Regions from separate parts of the Homo sapiens genome. Here region 2 is linked to region 1. The links are chromatin loops, found by intact Hi-C in ENCODE. Cell type or tissue: A673. All regions are shown on one strand. Each heading gives the region's core, and the rest is flanking DNA. Links, peaks and the distances in the headings are about the cores only.

Evidence for each region. Hi-C counts contacts between places; a loop is a spot of excess contacts. Peaks named below come from ENCODE experiments on the same cell type or tissue, not always from the same donor. Only the 100,000 strongest peaks of a DNase experiment are listed, where the experiment ranks them.
Region 2: a loop joins it to region 1, with 7 times the contacts of the local background. A loop is called at or near these places in 3 of 110 quality-filtered maps.

What each region holds. Positions count from the first base shown.
Region 1 is chr6:19,848,191-19,856,116 of GRCh38, reverse strand. No RefSeq gene overlaps it. Among named protein-coding and RNA genes, the nearest start is that of ID4, 15 kb to the right of the region's middle. In A673, for the core only: a CTCF peak has its summit at 4,087; a DNase peak (open chromatin) is centred at 4,096; H3K27ac peaks cover 747 bases.
Region 2 is chr6:18,524,466-18,532,391 of GRCh38, reverse strand. The region is part of intron 1 of MIR548A1HG (MIR548A1 host gene); the gene reads right to left. Among named protein-coding and RNA genes, the nearest start is that of MIR548A1HG, 5.7 kb to the right of the region's middle. RefSeq lists an enhancer at 4,165-4,800. In A673, for the core only: a CTCF peak has its summit at 3,909 (motif pointing left); DNase peaks (open chromatin) are centred at 1,991 and 3,841; H3K27ac peaks cover 3,710 bases.

The sequences.
Region 1 (7,926 bases), core at 1,890-6,889:
ACAGGAGATATATGATATGACATGGCATCGTAATAAAAGAAATTGTGTTGATGTAGTGCTTCTCTGCAAAACCTCAGGAAGAATTCAGAGTAAACAGTAGGAAACATAAAGAACATCAGCTGAGTGTGCACCAGGGGCCTTGTGGCTTCAATTGAAAAGGAAGAATCTGGAAGAAATGGCTTTTCTTGTCTCTTCCTTCTAGACACAACAAGATTACTCCTGGGAGTTGCTTATGAACCTCTCTTTTTACTGAACTATCTCCTCCGTGCAGAATTTCTCAGCACCTTTCTACCTGCCATGATGATTCCTTCCAGGCGCATCACACGGTTCTCCATGGAAACTTTCACTTTCTATGATTGACCAAGCCTGTCGTCCCTGGGACTGTAACTGCCAGTCAGCCACGCAGCATTGCCCCAACAAGCAGGCGTTCTAGCTAAGAGAACCGAAACAGGTACCAGGCAAACCACATGCCATCCCATCCCCAAAATAAATAAACAGTGAAAAACCCACCATTGCAGTTGGAAATCGGATGCCTCAGGACTGAGCTATTCCTCAATGCTGTGCAGGACCAGCTACATAATCTGAGGCTTATGCAAAACGAAAAGGCAGGCCCCTCGTTAAATAAAATTAGTAAGAATTTCAAGACAGTGATAGCAGAACATTAAACTAAGTGTGGGCCCTTCAATGCTCAGGGCATTGTTCAATTGCACAGGTTGTCACCCAGGAAGCTGGCCATTGTGTACAGAGGGACATTTGCCCACTGGTTTGGGAAGGCGTCTGTATTTTTTTGGTGCATTTTAATCTTCTAGTGGCCTGATTGGACCATCCGACAATTTCAGCATTTGTTTTGCTGGGAGAAGGACAGTGCCATTCATTTTTTTTCCCCTATTTGGAGCTGCAGTGAGATCACTCCTCCCTCTCGATGACCAGGTAATGGCCATTTGCAATATGAGACTACTATGGCAAAGAGACAGGTCAAAGGGGAATGATGTTTTATGATCAAGCTGAAAAATCTATAGGGAGTCGGGGGAGCTCAAAGATGCCTGTGAGAGACAGATAGACAAAGAGATTGCCATAGAAAAATAGAAATCAACTTTCTGATAAGACATTCTTAGACTCAGTCATACTGAGAGGTGACAGCGTGCTGGCAGTCCTCACAGCCCTCGCTCGCTCTCGGGACCTTCTCTGCCTGGGCTCCCACTTTGGCAGCACTTGAGGAGCCCTTAAGCCCACCGCTGCACTGTGGGAGCCCCTTTCTGGGCTGGTCAAGGCCGGAGCCGGCTCCCTCAGCTGGCAAGGAGGTGTGGAGAGAGAGGCGCGAGCGGGAACCAGGGCTGCGCGCGGGGCTTGCAGGCCAGCTGGAGTTCCGCGTGGGCGTGGGCTTGGCGGCCCCGCACTCGGAGCAACCGGCCGGCCCTGCCGGCCCCGGGCAATGAGGGGCTTAGCACCCGGGCCAGCGGCTGAGGAGGGTGTACTGGGTCCCCCAGCAGTGCCAGCCCACCGGTGCTGCGCTCGACTTCTCGCCGGGTCTTAGCTGCCTTCCCGCGGGGCAGGGCTCGGGACCTGCAGCCCGCCATGCCTGAGCCTCCCACCCGCTCCGTGGGCTCCTGTGCGGCCCGAGCCTTCCCGATGAGCGCCGCCCCCTGCTGCACGGCACCCAGTCCCATCCACCACCCAAGGGCTGAGGAGTGCCGGCGTGAGAGTGGCAGGTAGCTCCGCCTGCAGCCCCGGTGCGGGATCCACTGGGTGAAGCCAGCTGGGCTCCTGAGTCTGGTGGGGACGTGGAGAACCTTTACCTCTAGCTCAGGGATCGTAAATACAACAATCAGCACTCTGTGTCTAGCTCAAGGTTTGTAAACACACCAATCAGCACCCTGTGTCTAGCTCAGGGTTTGTGAATGCACCAATCCACACTCTGTATCTACTCTGTACTACTCTGGTGGGGCCTTGGAGAACCTTTATGTCTAGCTCAGGGATTGTAAATACACCAATCGGCACTCTGTATCTAGCTCAAGGTTTGTAAACACACCAATCAGCACCCTGTGTCTAGCTCAGGGTTTGTGAATGCACCAATCCACACTCTGCATCTACTCTGTACTACTCTGGTGGGGCCTTGGAGAACCTTTGTGTGGACACTGTATCTAGCTAATCTGGTGGGGACGTGGAGAACCTTTGTGTCTAGCTCAGGGATTGTACACTCACCAGTCAGCGCCCTCAAAACATACCACTCGGCTCTACCAGTAAGCAAGATGTGGGTGGGGCCAGATAAGAGAATAAAAGCAGGCTGCGCGAGTCAGCAGTGGAAACCCTCTGGGGTCCTCTTCCACGCTGTGTAAACTTTGTTCTTTTGCTCTTTGCAATAAATCTTGCTACTGCTCACTCTTCGGGTCCACACTGCTTTTATGAGCTATAACACTCACCGTGAAGGTCTGCAGCTTCACTCCTGAAGCCAGCGAGACCACAAGGCTACTGGGAGGAACCAACAACTCCAGATGCGCCGCCTTAAGAGCTGTAACACCGCGAAGGTCTGCAGCTTCACTCCTGAGCCAACGAGACCACGAACCCACCAAAAGGAAGAAACTGAACACATCCGAATATCAGAAGGAACGAACTCCAGACGCGCCACTTTAACAGCTGTAACACCGTGAGGGTCCGCGGCTTCATTCTTTAAGTCAGTGAGACCAAGAACCCACCAATTCCAGACACAATATTATGATTTTTCTCAGCACTATATTGTTGCTATCTTCTTGTCCTCCAAAAAACCCCGCATGATTTTGAGGAAAAGTTGGCAATAGTTTCTTTCTTTTTATTTTTAGGGGTCATGTTCACCTGTTCTTTCTCGTGTTTGGTAGGCACTAGGAAATAGGAGCGTTGATTATCCAGGGACGTCAGGGTAGCACAGGGAGACGTTATGAGGGAGGGGTTGAGGGAGGGGCCATGGTACCAATGGTTACTGGAGAATGCTCCCATTGCAGCAGAGCAGTTGTTGGGGAGGTCTGCACAAAACCTGGGTTAATGAGCCGTGCCTAGCCCAGCAGGTTTAACTTCCTAGAAGGGCTGCCTATGTCCCTGTGACCTGTCACTGCTGTGAGAACCTCAACCTCTACTGTCTGGGAAGGATGGCTATCTTCAGCTGGACAGGCTTGCAAATCGTATTCTGGCATACTTCTTCATTTCAGTATCTTTATCAACAGAACTACATGCAGACACTTTAGGGGAATTAATAGATCAGCCCAGAGGGGGCAGGCGGATAAGAAATGAAATTACAATAGCGAAGTTATGGAAACAACCTAAGCATCTGTCAATGGATGAATAGGTAAAGAAAATGTAGTGTATATATACATACTGGAATATTATTCGACCTTAAAAAAGAAGGAAATCCTCCTATTTGTGACAACATGGATGAACCTGGAGGATGTTAAGTGAAATAAACCAGAAACAGAAAACTGTATAACCTCACTTATATATGGAATGTAAAAAGGTAAAACTCATCAAAGCAGGTTTAGAAGGGTAGTTATGGGGAGAGGCTGGGGGAGTAAGGAGATGTTGGTCAACGGGTACAAATTTTCAGTTACGCAAGATGAATAAGTTCTGGAAATCCAGTGTACAACATGGTGGCAATAGTTAATGATATTGTGCAGTATACTTGAAATTTGATAAGAGGGTAGAGCGTTTAAGTGTTGTCAGCACACACATACACACACAAATGGTAATGATATCAGGTGTTGGATAAGTTAATTAGCTTGATTGCGATGATCATTTTACAATGTATACATATGTGAAAACATCAAGTTGTATACCTTAAATATATGGAATTTTTATTTGTCAATTATACCTCAATAAGCTGGGAAAAAAGAAAAGAACAAGTAATAGCATGCTTTATACTTCTTTTGCTGCTTCATAAAATTGGTTTTGCTTTTGCTTTGGAAGAACACCAGCAGAGAAAGTAGCACTCAAAAGGGGAGTTAAAGTGCTGTTCCAGTAGGCTCTGGATTAGCCAGAAGGTTGAAGCAGCCCCTAGACAGGGAAAAGAGGCTGTCTTCAGGCAATAGGCCCTATTTAGGAGTGCAGTGTGCCCTAAAATTCAAAAGAGGGCAGCAGATAACTTGCACTGCCTGTAGGACCAGGAAAGCGTGTAACTTGAGGAATGTCAGCAGGAAAATTTACTGGTTTTTCAAAACTCACGTCATGCAAGGGTTAGGTGAACCAGAAATTGTGTTTCATAAATTGTGTGTTTAAGTGTAAAAGCAAATATTTGATGAATGGGATCTAAGGAGCTTTGGTGATGTGGAGGGGCAAGTGCAGGCAGATTGTCCACCATGGCAGCCTCGTGCTCTGTTATTTAGTGATATAAAACCTTGCGGTGGCAAGGTCAGCAAAGTTAAGGCCAGAGTGCATGAGAAATAGCTGTGGAGTGTGAGGTGAAGAGGCTGCGTGTGTGCTTGTACAGTCTCCTCGTTGCTTTCACCGAGTCTCTCCAATGAGCGCGACCCTCCTCACAAAGTGTGCACAGTGCTTCTCTCCTGGGTAAATTTACAGGATGTGGGAGACAGTGAGTCTCTCTGAGATTTTCCAGCACTTCCAGAAGAAAGAAAGTTTGTGTTAGGAAGGACAGGCCCCAGCTCCCTGGGACTTCAGGGAGGCTGGGGGGAGCTGCAGTGGAGAAGAGGAGGAGGTTGCTGAAGGAGAAGCAGCCTGAAGTTCTCAGGTTGAAAATACAAACCTTAGCCCCATCCTGCGGAATTTTGGGATTTCATTCCTAGGATCACCCTATAGACCTCTTTATGATTCAGTTTCCTGGAAAAGATGATATTATGGTATGGATCCTAAACACAGTTTCACAAGGAAGTTCTGTGTCTTTTGGCAGGGGAAGAATAGTGAACAAAGTGCAATCTTACTTTTAAAATAAATCTTGAAATGATATTGCAAGCCTTATGAGATCTCTGATAATCTTTTTTTATTTGACCTGGTTTTAAGTAATTCTTTTTATTCTTGATGTTTTTCTTAAAAGCATTTTAGAATCATTCAACCTTCTAAGAAAGCATCAAACCATATAAGCAATCTAATCTAAAAAATGATACCTCTAAAAGTTGAAACTTTTGTTTATTTTGACTACTTTTTGATTACTGGAAAGAATAAAAAAATTTTACTCTATCAACATTGGATTATATAAACTGTAAAGAGCTTCTACTAAGACGTGTGAAAATGCACATTTTCTTTTTTTATATAACTTCAAAATTAACAGATACTATACTGTTTAGATACATACCTGATGCTAGATAAAGAGTTCCTGAGAAACATGCCCTAAACTTTTGGACTGATTTAATATGAAACAATTACTACAGAGCTGAGTTAATCAGCCCCTTTATAGATTTTGGCGAAGATGATTCTCTTCATATGTATAATAATGAAAACCAAACTTGGCAAAAGCTCACAGGTCTACAGTGACTGTGTATTTCTTTGCATTCTCTAGAATATTGAGGGAGGAGATTATTTTTTACTGGTGTTTTACTCTCAGGAAATTAGAATTGCAAGTTGATAAACAAGTTGATAGGGTCTTTAGGGCCTGTGTGATCAATCAGGACTTCTGGGGTTCCTGTAGGTATCCTTGAAGTCTGCTTGTGGGTTGTATAGTCCAGAGTGATCATGAGATCTTTCACCTCAGAATGACTGTAGATGAAAAGATACATTTCTTTTGCCAGAGCAGTTCTCTCTAGAGTTTCAAAAACAATAATTTTGTTCTCTCAGGAACATAGCCCTCTCAGGAATAACTCCAGTCGGTCCTCAAATTACAAATACAGAAAGAATGGCTGTGTTTACAGAATTTTTATAAGAGAAAAATGATCTGTAAAAAAAAAGAAATATATGCATCAGAACAAATAGGAATTTTTAAAAGAAACAACTCCTAAGATAAATACTGAAAAAAAGAAATGCTCTGATAATATAAATGATTCTACTATGTACTGAACTCAATAAAGTCTCCTTGACTGTGAGTTGGAAGCCCTGAAATTTTGCTGGCAGCTCTGCCCCTAAGTTAGGTCATCTTATGAAGGACACATTTTATTTTATTTTTATTTTTTTGTAGAGACAGTGTCTTGTTCCATCACCCAGGCTGGAGTGCAGTGGCGCGATCATGGCTCACTGCAGCCTTGAGCTCCTGGGCTCAAGTGATCCTCCCACCTTAGCTTTTTGAGTAGCTGAAACTATAGACGCATGCCACCATGCCCGGTTATTTTTTTAAATTTTCTTTATAGAGACAAGGTTGTGCTATGTTGTTCAGGACAGTCTGGAACTCTTGGGCTCACATGCTCCTCCCACCTAGGCCTCTCAGAGTGCTGGGATTATAGGAGTGAGCCACCATGCCCAGCCTCAAAAGGCATATTTTAAAGCGTCACAGCCTCAGTTTCATTTTCGGTAAAATGAGGGAATTGGATTTTATTTCAAAATTCTATTATTTTCTGATTCATTGAATTATTGCAAAGAACATAATGAACTCCCAAATACTGGTGTCTCCATCCTGTTGAATTAATCTCAGCTTTAGTTTATAGGGAAGCATAGCCACTAGAAATTATGTTAAACATAAATTATAAAAGGTACATTTTTCTAAGTCATGAAGAAATACATAAATTTTATGTTGTTTTCAACCTTAGTCTGTCTCTTAAATACCACATGGCATACTGTGTACCACTCTGTTATTATGTCTTTCGTTTTCAGAATTGTTTTCTACCAGGAGACTATTATTAGGGTAGCCCGATGACTTGGCCCTGAATATGGGAGTTCATGTGTAGAGTTCCTCCCTCTGTCCCATCCTCAGCATTTATGTCAGTCCTACAGCACTTAGTTAACTATCAGAAAATGGATCAAAAAGCAAACAAGTATCCCATCTGACCGTGTTAACAGCAAAATCAACAGATATAAGGCCCCCTTTTAATTTCCTGGAGGCCGTCACCTCGTTTCTTCTGCTGTTTCACTACTGCAGTCCTTTCTTGTTCCTCAGACTCTCGTCCTTCCTCAAATCCTTCTCCTTCCATCAACATTTATGTCATTTATGTCTTCGGTGCGCACAGAACTTCAGGTTTATTCTGAAGAGAAATAAATGAAACAGAAAATAGCTTCTGCACTGGGAAGGCTTAAAAATCTCTTCTCCCTGAAATGTTTGTGCATTTTTGAAATCTTTGTCCTCCATATGGAGTGAACACACACACACCCTGCTCCTCTATTCTTCTTAACCCTGTTTTCATACTGGAAGAGGGCAGGCACATGCTAATCATTCCTGTCCCTATTCAGCAAGCATGCGACTTGCTGAAAACCTACCTCCTTGAAGCAGCAGGATGAATACAGATAGAAATGATTAGAGGGGAGGAACTTACAAATACTGAATAGCTCATGTGCCTGACACTGTGTTAGGGGAGACTCTCAGGGCTGAGTAGTACTGTGTCATCATTATAAGAGAAAGTTTTAGAACGGCTCAGAGAGGTTAAGTAACTTGCCTGAGGCCACACAGTAAGTGTTAGAGCTCAGAATCTAATTCTGCAAACTTTCTGATTTTTCCTTTATAAAAGATCTTATTCAATTTTGGAAGAATTGAAGTTATTCTTCATTGTTTTTTAATTCATGAAAATTGTATACAATTCTATGAAGAAGGAATCTAATATATGAAATTAAGGTATTATTATATTACAGCATATCCCAATTTTACATGGATTTAGTATTTTTGTGTTAGATAGCCATGTATTAGGATAGTTCTAAGGCAAATGCAGCAGTTGAGATAAGACCATTTAGCCTCTTTTTCTACATCATGTTGTAGGCAATCCCTTAGGATGATATACTACACTAGGGGAAATGAAATTTTTTTTTCTAAATTTGTTTTTCCAGAAGAATCTCTTTACCATTAAAGCAATGCTGCTCATGGCTACCTATATAGGC
Region 2 (7,926 bases), core at 1,667-6,666, 1.3 Mb after region 1:
CTCAAAATGTGGTCCCCAGGACAGCAGCAGCACCGAGGAACATGCCAGAAATGCGCATCCTTGGGCCTCACCCCAGATGTCCTGAATCAGAAACTCTGGAAGTGTGGTCCAGAAATCTGTGTTTTAACAAGTCCTTCAGGGAATGTGGATGCATGCTCCAGTTTGAGAATCACTGGTCTAAAGACAAAAAAAAATCAATTATATAATAATTTTAGTCATCCAGATGACTGGTAATGAAGAATTAATTAATCCAGGTAGAATAATCATAGTAAGAAGGTAAAAGATAGAACAGACTGGGGGGAAAGCAGCTGATTTTACCAAAAGATCAGTGATCTGAGGGATGGAGATCATTACATCTCCTCAAATTCTGTCCCCTAATTTTCCAGACAGATGACCACCTTTCCATTTTTTCTCCAGTTTGCAAGAGATATTATGGAAGCACAACTGAACAACTTCTGAGAACAGGACAACCAGACACAGAGAATGAAGGATAGAGAGCACTTTAAATGACTCCAAGTTTTAAGCCTCAGAGGTAGGCAGCTTAAAGATGCCTTTAACAAAGAGATGAATTTTAAACAACAGAAAAAGACAGGTGGAAAAAAGGCACCAATCCATGTGGTTAGTTTTTACTATCCAGTGGGAAATAAAAAGATTTACAGAAGCTTCCAAAAATGTATACTATACAGTAAGGTAAAATAACAAGATAAAAAATTTTTAAAAGAAAGAAAACAATGAAGCCAGAGAAAAACAGGGATAGAAAAGTAAGTGGAAGCCACAAGTGGGCCAGAGAGGCCATGATTTTGGCTCAAAGAGTCTTTGTATTAATAGTCACAACTCTGGAAGAGCCACAGGGTCCGTGAGAACTGAGCAAGTCAGTGACTTAGGAAAAGCTCATTTCTTCTCTGTACTGAAAACAGGGAGAAAATTCCACCTTGGACCATCAAAGAGGTGATTTATAATGTAGCAAATGATATTCTCAATACTGACCTTTGAGATAAAGAACTTGGTTTGAGGATGTCACATGGAACTGTATATGCCTTTAGAAAAATCCAATGAATATTTCATGCAAAAAGTTGAGAATGTGAACCTGAAGCTCAGAAAGTCAGGAATAAAACTACAAATGAATTTGGAATTTTCCCACATGAAAGAGATGCCCAGTGTGCAGATAAGAACACAGTAAGAAAAACAGAATTGAAAAGGTCCCATTGCTATGATGGTTTAATGCCTATGATACACAGCCTAAATAAAGATATAATATTGCCACCAAAACTATATATTAATAGGTTTCAAACATGAATTAGCATTTAACTAAAAACATGAGAATGCTTCCCTCTTGGAAAAAAAGAAAGCTAAATTCATCAAATTTTAAATTTATAAAACAGATGGATGATTAGCATTCAAAATGATTCAACATTGGATGTCAACGTTGATTTTTTTTTTGACCGGCAATTGCCCTTAGGAAAGTCAGTTTATGAAATTTCACTTCTCACTAGTTTTTCAGCACACATCCATTGTATTAGATGTGGAAAACATAGTTTAAAAACTGTCATCCCAAAAATTGTTTGAAAAGTTTCTATGATAGATAGGTTAACAAACTCTGTTGGATAGATGAGCTATTCTGCTATGTCATGAAAAGGTAGAACTTTCTGATAAGGCTATTTCAAAAAAAGTAAATATATCCCAAAGATTGATGTATGAGTGAGGATTGCTTTGGCTGCAATCATCAGAAACTGATTCTAACTTTTAAAATTATATATATGCATATATATATTTAAAAATTATTGGCTCACAGATCAAAGGAAATATTGAAAAGTCAGGCATTGGTGTTACCAGGATGAATCAGTCACTGCTAATTCTCCATTCCATACCACTAGAATCAGGATTTCTAGTCCTGAGGCAAAGAGCATTGCTTCGTATGCCCAACTCTTGGCTAGACAAGGACAGGGCCCCTTTGATCAACAGCTCCTCTTGGGCTGCACATAGCCTTTTTTAAAAGGATGTCAAAGTCATGCTATGACAAAAGATAATAGGCAGGAAGGAAACAGCAATGAATGTCTACAACACACAGCAAGCATGCATTTCTGATAGGAAAGCAAAAACAACCATGGATGTTGACATATAAAATGAATCCAATCATCATCCCAGAAATGCAAGTATTTTCATGTTCATATGCCTTGAATATCTTAAGAACCCAGAAATTTATTCTAGGTTACTATCAATTCAGAAAGACTCTTCATCAGATAGGGAGGATTTTTTTTCTATCGATAGGAACATAACAGGACCACTCTGTCTTGTTCTTATATTTCATAAAAATAAAACTAAAAGGAACAAGAGGTATGTTTGACCTTATATTTGAAATAAGCCAACATTATATTAAAATATTAATGCAACCTTAGACAATGTTAATAGAAAATTAAGTCCAAATGACAGGAAATACAGTCTCAGTGACTTCTCTCCTACTCAAACAGAGCACTGTTTTGAATTCTGAGTTTTATAATTTAGAAAGAATGGGCTCATGCCTTTAATCTCAGCACTTTGGGAGGCTGAGGTAGGTGGATCGCTTGAGCTCAAGAGTTCGAAACCAGCCTGGGCAACACAGCAAAACCCCATCTCTACAAAAAATACAAAAATTAGCTGGCCGTGGTGGCATGCCTGTAGTCCCAGCTACTTGGGAGGCTGAGGCAGGAGAATCACTTGAACTCTGGAGGCAGAGATTGCAGTGAGCCAAGATTGTGGCACTGCACTCCAGCCTGGTAACAGAGCGAGACTCTGTCTCAAACAACAACAACAAAAAATTAGTCAGGCATGGTGGAGTGCACCTGTGGTCCCAGCTACTCGAGAGGCTCAGGTGGGAGAATCACCTTAGTCTGGGAGGTCAAGGCTGCAGTAAGCCAAGATCACACCACTGCGCTCCATCTTGGGTGACAGAGTGAGACCCTGTCTCAAAAAAAAAGAAAGAAAGAAAGGATGCAGCAAATTAAGAGCACACTCAGAGGACATGACAGGACAGCAAAGAAACCATTGGAATAACAATGAGGGGAAACAGGAACATTTAACATATAGAAAAGAGGATTTGGGACTTAAATGACAACGGTCTTGAGTGCACTGTGCTGTACGGCAAAGAAAAATTGAATGTGTTCTCCAAAGATCTAGAATCCGGTTCCTACTCTATTCCTATTTACTGTGTGATCTCAAGCAGGTTGCTTCCCTTCTCTGGGTCTTATGTCTTCACCTTTATAAAAGGAGGTGTTGTTTTGTGAGCAATGGCAGGGGGTTTTCATCAGACTTAGGTTCAAATCCCACCTACATGGCTTACCAGTTACGTGGTTTTGATCTGAGCCTTTGTAAAATACAGATAAATAAAGATGAAAATTCCCTCAGAGCTTATTGTGAGAATTAAATAAAATAATGTAAATAAGATGCCTGGTGCAATGCTGATACATAGTTGATACTCAATAAATTATAATTTACAATTACTAATTACCAATAAATGGTAAATACAGTTATTCAGTAATACGACTCTATAAAAGATGTGAAATGCCATTACAAGAAGGCGATACAGTTTTCTGCCATGTTGCAAGACCAGCGATAAAAGTTATAGGAAAGCAGGTTTTTCACTAATTGAAGAAATAACTTTCTAATAAGTAGAACTAACAAGAAAAAAAAGCTGCCTTGCGAAGTAGCAAAGTTCCCAACACTAGGAATGTTCAACAGGGTCATGAAGAATATCTGTTGGGGACACTACAGAACAGCTTCCTATATTTTGAATGAGAAATAGATAAGATCCCTTCCTAATTCAAATGTCTATGACTTTCAGCTGAATGCAGTACCAAGTGCATTCATAGTTTATAATATTAATGTACCACTGCCCTCTAGTGTATAACCTAAGAAGATAAAATCACTGATTAAAAAAAAGGAAAAAAATGTTTGCACAAGCATCATGCAAAATTATTTTTATTGACAAAAAGTTATCTCACCAATCATTGAGTAGAACCTTCTTATTTTCAGGTGAGAAAACTAGAGGACAGAAAGTGATACAATTAGCCCAAAGTCACAGGGCTACACAGCACAGAGCTGGGATAAGAATCTCACTCTCTAACTCTCAGGTCAGGGTTCTTCCTGACATGTCACATTCCTGAGGCTGCAGCATAGATCCAGTTATCCTTGGATAGCATCACTTGTCTGAGCCAAAACTCTTTGGTTCTAACCACGTAACTGGACAAGTTTCTCTCAGCACGATGAGTCCAGCACATCCTCAATCACAAGTTCAAACCCTTACAACCATGTTGCTGAAAAAAAAACAATGGTTAATGAGGCCATGTTGACAAGCATAGTTCATTATCAGCAAGCTAATGACCACTCAGGCCGCAGCAGGGATGCCAGCCTACAATTAGGTCTGCAGTGATGTACAAACAGAAAGGGACTCTAGTTATAATTAAACCTGATCCTTTAGTCCAATTGCTCATTAGGAAAGAAAATAAAACAATCCACAGATCCCACACAAGAAGGCCTAAAACTAATGCTTTGGTCCGGGGATGAAATGTTAGGCCATTGAGCTATTAGCCCATGTCTGTCTGCTGCTGAATGAGCACTTAAGCTTATATTCTTATTCAAAATACTTTGTAATGAAGGAGGATTGGTTTTCATCTTACTGATTTTGAAAGCCGTGGCACAAAGGATGCTGGATAATTTTTCATTTTCTTCATTTTGCCTATCACGATTGTTCAATCGTTTTTCCTGTGGACCTGTATTACTTGTGCAATTAAATATATTTAAAAAGTACTAAATCTTGCCAAAATCTCTTCAAGTAATGAAAACTAGGCATTAAACATAAGAATACACATAAGCACGAGCCTTTCATAATTAGAAGAAGGAACTACCTCTATAGAAAGGCAACATGATGTTATAAAAATAAAAAAGTCAGCACAGTATATGGGTTCTGAAACCAGAGGACTGGAATTCATGCGACAGCTTTGCTAGTGAACCCTTGGACGGGTATCTAAAATTTTAAAGGAAGGTGTCTGTGATTAAATGAAAGGTCTAGGTAAAGATCCTAGGAGATGTGAAAAAAAAAAAGTGATTCATAAATTACAGGTTCCTTCCTCTTCCCCATATTCCCCTGCATTGCTTTTCTGTCCTCATAATTCCTAAAATATGTCTAAATCTAGAAAGAGATGTCTTACTAAGAAAGACCAATTGAAAGCTTTGAATTGATGAGGAAAGAAGATGTAAGTAGGCCTAAGGAGGGAAAGTAGTAAGAAGAGAGGGAGAAGAGGAGGCAGTATTAACAAGAAAGAAGAGAGAATGGGCTTCATTTGGAGACAAATTCTCTGGAGCCTTGAGAAGAGGTGGGGAGGACATTGGAAGAGTGAAGCTAATGAGATTAGAAAAGGTTTGTTTTCTCCCTTTCTTCCCATTTAGTCCCTTCCTTACCTTTTTGTCTCTTTCAGATTCTTAAATGATGAAGCCCTTTCTTATTCCTGTCCATTTATCCTTCATCTGCAACTTCTTTCTCGTTACTCAGTGCCCTAGCCGTGTGCTTTTGAATCAATCTCGCCAGCACCCTCTGGAAGTGTGTGTCATCAATTATCTTTTCATTACATAACGTTTCTCACACATACCTTCAATCTGCTCTTCTCTACTGGTCTCTTATCTGTCTATCTAAAAGCATTCTTAGGTTTTCTCTGTACTTAAGATTCAATCCCAGGAGCCCTTATATTGCCATGTGCTCCCTGGGTAACAGAAAGGGAAAGCACTGTGAAGAATACATCATTCTTTAAAAAACCAGTTCCTGCGCTCAAGGGGCTTACCAATTAGTTGTGGAGAAAAGACTATGTCATTAGAAACAATGGTGATCAATAAAAGGAGTATATAATTAAGTCCTAAATTGGCTCGTCAGACTCTGAGTCTCTACAGCTTGGGGGATGCACGCCAAGGAGTTCCCCAAGGTGCTATGGTAAGGGATGATTTGGAGGAAGCACCAGGCCAGAATATTGCACAAAGCAATTACTCAATAAATATTTGTGATTTGGTTTGAGACAAAATGTTAGCTAAGCCTTGAAAATCATTATAAGATCGCCACTTCTCCCACCTACTTGACAATTCTCCTTCTTCATTGGTTTTAAGGTGCATATTGTTTCACATCTTAACAATTCTGGAACAAGGATGTATTTTTCAATCAAGGAGACTCAGCATGTGTTACAGACTAATTGCCAGTGCTTTTTCTTTCTTAGTGGTATATAAAATAATGGTACAACTTACAACCGATGGCTTCTTAGATTCCATAAAACACAGTTTTTTTGTGTATCCAGTATATTTCAGGTTGCTATTTTAGGCCCTAGGGATATGTGAATAAGAAATGTAAAGTTTTTCTTTTGTGAAGCTTGCATTGTGATAGAGGAAGACAGATAATAAACAAATTAACAAATATATGATACACTGATGCCAGGTATGGTGACACAGACTGAATAGGAACTAGATTTAGGCCTAGATCCCAATCTACTGTGCAGGAAAATAAAAAATAATGAGAAGTGAAGTTTTTAAAAATCAGATTTCACGTACGAGAAATAGCAATTTGGAAGGAATTTACACATATTTTGGGTATTTCATCTCCTCTGCTAGACAGTGAGCTCCTTGAAAACTTTTTATAAAGGGCAATTTACTTAATTTTACTACAAAAGCTGAAAAATATAGTATGGATTGGACCCTTGATCTCAAGGGTCAGGAAACTTTTTCTGTATAGAGCCAGAGAGTCAATAATTTCAGCTTTGCACATCATATGCTCAATGACACAACTACTCACCTCTGCCATTGTAACACAAAAGCAACATGGATAAATACATAGATAAGCATGGCTGTTTTCCAACAAAATTTGGTTTATAAACACAAGTCGCAGGCTGAATTGGCTCCACATTGCAGTTTCCCAACCCCTGAACTAGGTAGCTATTCCTAAAGGCTCCTAGAACTCTGGAATTCTTTGAGATCTAAGCCTGGAGACCTATTTACCACAGCATATACAAATGATCCTCGACTACAATGGTTTGGCTTACAATTATTTTTCATTTTTAATGGTGCAAAAGCAATACACATTCAATAAATACCATACTTTGAGTACTCATACAGCCATTCTGTTTTTCACTTTCAGTATGTTATTTAATAAATTACACGAGATGTTCAACACTTTATTGTAAAATGGGCTTTGTGTTAGATGATTTGGCCCAGCTGCAGGCTAACATAAGTGTTCTGAGTATGTTGAAAGTCAGCTAGGCTAAGCTATGACATTTGATAAACCTATAGGTGTATTAAATGCATTTTTCCTTATAATAGTTTCAATTTGCAATGGGTTTATTGAGATGTAACCCCTCGAAGGCAAGGAGCATCTGTACAACATCCACAAGATTCCCCAGATTGTTAGTAAGGCCACAGAAACAAACCAAGAAAAGGGGAGCAGCAATGTTTCTGGGGTATCATATGTGGAGATGAACCCATTTACAAAGGTTTGCTCAAAAACCAAAAATTTCAACTCATCCCAACATACATGGCCTTCCAGATAGATTCAGGGAATCCTGCACTAAAAAGAACAGGTCTTTTTACAGCCACAGATAGGAGGTCAGCAGGTGATTAGTGAGGTCTGCATGCTCAGACCTGGCTTGTTGCACTGCGGTCAATTACACAGCTGGTTACAAGTGTGTGTTTGCACCTGTTCAAGCCTTCAAATGTGCTAATCCTATATTAATTAAGCAACTTCTTAGAAGCAGGTTAAAAACAAATTAGACCCTGCCATCCCATGCCTGTTCCAGCCTTCCCTTGGTAGCCCTTCATCTATAAGGGATCATCTACAGAGGGTAAGGAGCAATGTTTCTTCGTAATTCGGGAGGGGCTCATTATGCCCCATCAATTAGTGCTGCCACCACTTAGTGAAAACAG